Regions from separate parts of the Mus musculus genome. Here region 2 is linked to region 1. The links are chromatin contacts, found by Hi-C or POLR2A ChIA-PET in ENCODE. All regions are on one chromosome and are shown on one strand. Each heading gives the region's core, a stretch centred on a gene start or an enhancer-like site at or near the end of the contact. The rest is flanking DNA. Distances are from core to core; before and after follow the strand shown. Region 1 holds the start of Hes1 (hes family bHLH transcription factor 1). Region 2 has its middle 27 kb from the start of Gm52263.

Evidence for each region. A loop is a pair of places that touch in the nucleus more often than their neighbours do. ChIA-PET counts read pairs that join two places held with the same protein, here RNA polymerase II (POLR2A).
Region 2: a map of Patski shows a loop between it and region 1 (3-fold over the local background). The contact joins the enhancer-like site here to the promoter of Hes1 in region 1. A Hi-C loop is called at or near these places in 1 of 37 maps with a recorded cell type or tissue (Patski). POLR2A ChIA-PET finds 5 or more read pairs at or near these places in 3 of 5 experiments (Patski and embryonic stem cell).

The regions. Positions count from the first base shown.
Region 1 is chr16:30,063,974-30,067,081 of GRCm38, reverse strand. Hes1 (hes family bHLH transcription factor 1) reads right to left here and starts at 1,725. Exons shown (of 4, transcript NM_008235.2): 1 at 1,384-1,725; 2 at 1,156-1,251; 3 at 832-919; 4 at 1-210. The coding sequence starts at 1,491.
Region 2 is chr16:29,913,968-29,917,449 of GRCm38, reverse strand. No RefSeq gene overlaps it. Among named protein-coding and RNA genes, the nearest start is that of Gm52263, 27 kb to the right of the region's middle. Within about 2 kb of position 1,974, at least 1 of the 3 ENCODE cell types and tissues checked has a DNase peak (open chromatin) inside an H3K27ac peak, as active enhancers do.

The sequences.
Region 1 (3,108 bases), core at 476-2,975:
GCGGCGGCGCCTGCAAGGCGGGGTGCGCCTGCCCGGGGTAGGTCATGGCGTTGATCTGGGTCATGCAGTTGGCCAGGTGGCCCAGCAGCCGAGTGCGCACCTCGGTGTTAACGCCCTCACACGTGGACAGGAAGCGGGTCACCTCGTTCATGCACTCGCTGAAGCCGGCGCGGTATTTCCCCAACACGCTCGGGTCTGTGCTGAGCGCGGCTGCAGGCCAGAAGGAGAAAAGATGGGTCACCGAAAAGCCCTGGCCCCGGAGCCATACAGCCTCCCGCCCTGGGAGGTCCCCGCAGCGCGCCTCCGGAACCACCTGGGGTTGGGAGGGTTGGGTAGGCTAAGAACAGCCAGCTCCTTCTCCCTAGGTTGGGGACATAAGCCAGGACACTCCCTCCATCTAAACCGATCTCAGCTCCAGATCTGCCACCCCTAGTCCCGCGCGCGACCTGACCTTGGACAATGCCACCCAAGGCGCCTTCCAAACCCCACTTCCCCTCCTGCGGCAGGGGTTGGACCGGTGCTAAACCACTGACCCCTACCTTCTATCCAGCCCCAAACTTCCTCAGTCTTACGTCCTTTCGCCCTCACCGGCTTCTACCACAGCCAAGCTGCCCACCACCCTTCTCGGCTACAGCCTCTCCCTCCATTTCCGGAGCAGTAACAACTTGGGAGCTGTGGCTATAAATAAGACCCAGACCGTGGGAACGCGGAGTGAGCCAAGGCAGTAAAATGTAGCTGAATGCCTCTCACAACCGCGGGCGGAAGTCTGGAAGAAATCACCGCGGGCCGAGAGGGACACCCGCAGAGAGGGGACGCACGCGCGGTCCTTACCGGTCATCTGCGCCCGCTGCAGGTTCCGGAGGTGCTTCACAGTCATTTCCAGAATGTCTGCCTTCTCTAGCTTGGAATGCCGGGAGCTCTGCGCAGAAAAAACAAGGGATGAAAGTCAGTCCTCCTTGTCAGCTGCCTCCGAGTTCTGAAGGTCCCCGCCCGCATGTCCCACATCCCAGGGCCCGGCGGCCTCTCTCCCGCCAGTGGGAACGTAGTGCTGGCGGGGTAAGATCCACATGCAGCAGGCTAAGAGCTTAGTTCTTTGTGCCTGGGAAATGCCATTCCATTCGTAATTAAAAATAAAAAAAAGCATTGCTCACTTACATCTTTCTTAAGTGCATCCAAAATCAGTGTTTTCAGTTGGCTTAGACTTTCATTTATTCTTGCCCTTCGCCTCTTCTCCATGATAGGCTTTGATGACTGCAAAGGGGGAGAAAAGAGGTCCTGAGTTCCCACGGGATCTGCCATTTCACCCCGAGGTTTTAAGAGAAAAGTAAAAGGAGTCCCGCTGTGCACAACCCACTTAATTTCTAGACGCAGGTACTGTCTTACCTTTCTGTGCTCAGAGGCCGTCTTTGGTTTGTCCGGTGTCGTGTTGACACTGGCTGGGGTAGCAGCCACCGGGGAGGAGGAATTTTTCTCCATTATATCAGCTGGCATTTTCGTTTTTTTTTTTTTTTTCTTCTCAGTCCCCAGAGAATTTTATTTTTGGAATCCTTCACGCAAAAAAAAAATAATTTTTTTTTGCTTACGTCCTTTTACTTGACTTTCATAAGAAAAACTACTGAGCAGTTGAAGGTTTATTATGTCTTAGGGCTACTTAGTGATCGGTAGCACTATTCCAGGACCAAGGAGAGAGGTAGACAGGGGATTCCGCTGTTATCAGCACCAGCTCCAGATCCTGTGTGATCCGCAGGCCCTGGCGGCCTCTATATATATCTGGGACTGCACGCGAACGGCTCGTGTGAAACTTCCCAAACTTTCTTTCCCACAGTAACTTTCAGCCAATGGGAGGAAGAGACACGCGGCACCGCTCGTGGACTGCGCCCCCCCATTGGCCGCTAGGCACAAGGTCTGGCGGCCAATGGCGCGCGCCTGAGCCCGGGGCACCGGAGGCTACAACGTCAATCAAAAGGATTTTAACCCTTTGCTAACTCTTTCCTCTGGGCTTTGCTTAGTTTTAGTCTAGTCTATTTCTTTTGTGGCCAGGCCTTTGGTTTTTATTGTTCTTGCTGCATGCAATATAACTACTTTGTATAATAAGTTCATTTGAAAAATATTTTGAACAGATATAGGCCAAGACAAAATTTAGTGATTGAAAAAAGGAGGGAACAAGGTAAAGAGGATGTGTTACTCTAATGTCTTCCGGAATTCCCGCTCGAACTCTGTATGTTTAGGGGAGTCAAAACTGCTCATGAGGTTGGGGAGATACTAAACCCCACACGCTAAACATGCCCTTACCGTCCCCCCAAATGCCTTCACAGCCAGGGTTTTCGGAGCAAGGTGTCTTTTGGATGCTTGTCTCCCTCTAGCCCATTCATTCCTCTCTTGGAATTGCAACCTTGGACCTCACGCTTCTCCAGAAAACAATCAGAATAATTTCCTACTGGGCAGAAAGGAAATGGAATTTCAAACGAAAAAAAAAATGAACAAGGGGGGCTTTGATAGCAATGCGACAGGAGGGGCGCGCTCGTTCCTCCGCCACTCTCTCTACCTTTCTCCCCGCAGGCTCCCAGTTGGCAATACGGATAGACGGCGGGCAAGGGAGTCGGGGCTCTCCCCTCCTCACCCCGCGGGCGGCCAAGGCGGCCTCGGCGCCCCGCGCGCGAGCCCTTTAAGAGCTCCACCAGCCGAGCTGCAGTTTGACATCAGCCGGCCGGCGAGGGCGCGCCTGGAGTCGGAGCACGTGCCAGGATGTTTTATTGCCGCCGCGGCTGCGGCCGGGGCCCAGAGGATGTGTGTGTGTGCGTGCGTGTGTGAGTGTGTGTGCGCGCGCCCCGGGGGCAGGGAGGCGGGGGCCGGCGGCGGCCGGCCGGGAGGGAGCGGGGGCCGCCTCTGGTCCCCGGGAGAAGCCAAGAAGGTAAATAGCAGCTGCTGTGCTCGAGCCTGGGAAAACCCCGCCCCCTGCGCCTGGCCAGGGCTCATTGGCGCGCGCTGCGTGTGGGGTGTGTGCGTGCGTCCGTGTGTCCGGGGCCCCCTCCTCCGGCCCGGGCGAGCCAGGAATCCGCGGGGGCGGCGGCCCGAAAGCTGAGCCCCCGCGCTGGCCTCCCTTCCCCC
Region 2 (3,482 bases), core at 725-3,224, 150 kb after region 1:
AATGAACAGTAACGGTGCTGTAGCTGAATGTCATACTGTCTTGAATTGTTCTCTGTCAAACAACTTAGTTCATGATCTTTTCAGGACACAGGCCAGCCATATCTGTAGTATTTACCAGATGTAAAATGAATCGTCTCTAGTCCAGTTCCCAATAGATTCCTTATTCTTCTGAGAATCCTCCTGAGCGAGGCTTGCATTTCTCTCAGGATTCTGGTATCCTTCCCACACTCCACCAGAATGGCCCATTAACCTCTGCTTTGGCATTCTAGGGCTCTGCTATTCTGAGGCTCTAAATTTTTTCACATTCCTTCTGTAAACCAGTTCTAAGAGCTTAAGAACCACAGGGTCAGGTTTATCCTGGCAAGTACCCCACAGGCCAATACCAATTTTCAGTATTAGTTACTTTCTTGTTGCTATAACAAAATACCTGCTAAGAACTGAGTTCAGGAAGAAATGTTTCTTTTGGCTTATGGTTCGAGGGCACAGTCTGTTTTGATGGGAAGGGTATATAGGCAGGAACAAAAGTCTGTCTGCTCTCGTCTAATGAACCAGGAGACAGAGAAGGAGAATCCCTCAGCACTTACCTGGCCTTCTCCTTTTTCTCTTTTTATTTAGTCCAGGGCACAGACCTATGGGACAGTGCTATGCACATTAAAGACAGGTTTTTTTCCTTCCATTAATCCCTTCTGGATGCTCTCATAGGCATCTCTGAGAATGTGGCTTACCAGTGTCCTTAATCCAATTTGGTTGTCAGTGAAGGTCCATCATACTATCCAAACCTTGACAACACCATCTTATTAACTATCGTAACTCAGTGAGTTGAGTATTAGCATTCTCCAGTCACAGATGAGAAAGCAGAGAGGTTACAAGGGACAGGCAGGCCAAGCCAACCTCCCTTTTGCTGGGTCTTTGCCTGAACTCTGCCTGAAACAGCTATTGGAAGACTCCAGGCTTCGCACAGGCATGTGCTCTGCACCTGGGGTCAGGGTGAACCAGACCTGGCTGATTGCACCTGGTGCTCTCAATACAAAGAGGGAAGATCAATAATTGTCTCTTTCTGAAATGATGTAGGTTATATCCCTGATCTTGGTATTCCCATATTCTGTGCATAAGCTTCTACTACAGTAGTGGGTGAGAACAAAAAGAAAATAAGAGAAAAAATATAAAGAGAGAAGAGAGGAGGGAGGGAAGGAAGGAAGGAAGGAAGCAAGCAAGCAAGCTTAGGTATGATGATGCCAACTTCTGTACCTAAGGTCAGACAGCTATTAGAAAGGAGAACAGGCCAAGTCATGGTGGTGCATGCCTTTGATCCCAGCACTCAGGAGGCAGAGGCAGGTGGATCTCTGTGAGTTCCAGGCCAGCTTACTCTACTGAGTGAGTTCCTAGGACAGTCATGGCTACACAGAAAACCCCTGCCTCAAAAACAAACAAGTAAGTACATAATAAATAAGTGAGTAAACAAATAACTAGAAGAGTAGGATTTGAAGGGAGGCTGCTTGGTCTTCTCTGGAGCCTTTCCATCTTGCTTCACATACCTGCGCTCAGTAATGACCACAGGACTGTCTCCCCAGGGTGGAGGAGTATGGCACCTATTCCTAGTGTGGATGAGAAGACATGCTTGTTTAGAACACGGATGCATCTATGAGCCTGCTGTTTAACTCTTCGAAAGAATGGCATTAAAGCTCACATTCAAGTAACCTCACAGAAAAAGGCTCGGTCTGGTGAAGATTTCTGACATCCCCTGTTCCAATCAGCTGCGGAGATTGGGCTGCAGCTGGGCTGATGACTCTTCTCCCACACGCATGAGTGTGTTACTAGGAATGGAGACCTGGACAGGCTTGCCGGCCCGGGCACCCCGCCGAGTCACACCCAAGTGGTGAGCGCTTGCCAGCTTCTGGGCTAAAGCTATTGCCCTGAGAGTCTGGGCAGGGCAGGCAGCTCTGTGCTGATTCTTTTGTCTCCTGGGCAACAGCCTGGAGCAGGCTGTGGTCACCCGTGGGAATGCTCCTCCTGAGTCAGCAGCGCCTGGAGTGTCCCAGGGTGTGGTTGTCTGTTCTTTGGGGCCTCTTTATTTGCAGGATGTCACTGCGCCATCATGGGTTCAGGGGTAGAGCTACAGGACAAGGGCTGTTTGGAACCCCTGTTAACTTGGGAGTTGAGGCAGGGGTGGTGGTGGGCTATAACTGCGAGTATGCTACTATAAAGCATCAGACAGCAATTGGAGGTTTTAATTCTAATCTACCCCTCTTCTGGCTAACTATATCAATGGGGATAATTTACATTCTCTTCTCAGAGCCTCAGTTTCCCCATCTAGACAATTAAATAATGCCAGGCCCGTTTATGTCAGTAAACAGACCTGTTTAATCTTCCATGCAGTGTTCGATGTTACAGTGATAAAAGGAGCCTTTTTCCCCCTCACTCTGTAGACCCGGCTGGCCCGGAACTCAGAGATTCGCCTGTTTCTGCCTTCTGAGTGCTGGGATTAAAGGTGTGCACCACCACTGCCAGGGAGCAGCTTCAGGAGCCAATTTCTTATGCAGCTACATCTTCCTAATTCCTCCAGACTGTTTGCCTTTTTTGAAGAATCTGGTTCATGGCTGCACTCTGAGATGCCAGTGGAATTCCTGAGAAGTAGGGGAATGGTAGGCTGGGCTGTGGAGGCCCAGGGATTAGGCCATCATACTGTATGTAGTTGGGGGGACCTGCTTAAGTGGGATCCTCAGTCTGTTAACCAGCATGTAATGTTGCTTCCTCGGTGCCTCTTAGCCAGACTTCCACGGAGTCTTGTAAAGCCTCCTGCGTTGGGGATGATGAGTGTCTTTGGAATACAGATTCCCTTCAGAGAGTGAAGAGCCATCCATACTGAGAACTACAGATGATGGAAAGGCTCTGAGGAAGTTATATCTCATCCCAGTCAGAATCAGAATTTCGGGGGGGGGGTCGGGGGGGAGAACAGAGGGTGGTTCTGGAGAGAGACTACAGCTGCTGGGGCTTGATTACCATCCCCTGCCCACTGTGTGTTTGCATTAGGAGCAACATAATGTTTTCAGTTGGCTTTGGGGACAAGGTGACAGGTAGCATCAGGAGTCCCTTTCCATATGTCCAAGAGTGTTACACTTCAGTCTATGTGCATGAGGACCCAGCTTTAGCGGCACTGTTGCCATATGGTGTCAGTTTGAATGACACTGGTTCCGGTTATCATAACTTCATTCTGACCATAGATATCTCCCGGACCTTAGCCAGGAGAGCAAGCGACAGGAACACAGATGACAGAAGGTCACAGGAGCAGGGATGTTTGGTTTGGAACATCAGACTCATCTCTGTGTACCAGAGGAACCATTAATTCTGTTAGGTCTTGCTCACCTTCCCTGTTGTCATTTCTTCTACTCTCTAGGGAAAACATTTGGCTGATGTAGCAAAGTTGTATCAAGATCTCTGAAGTGATGGGGCAGGGGCTGGCTAACAATATGACGAGACCTCAT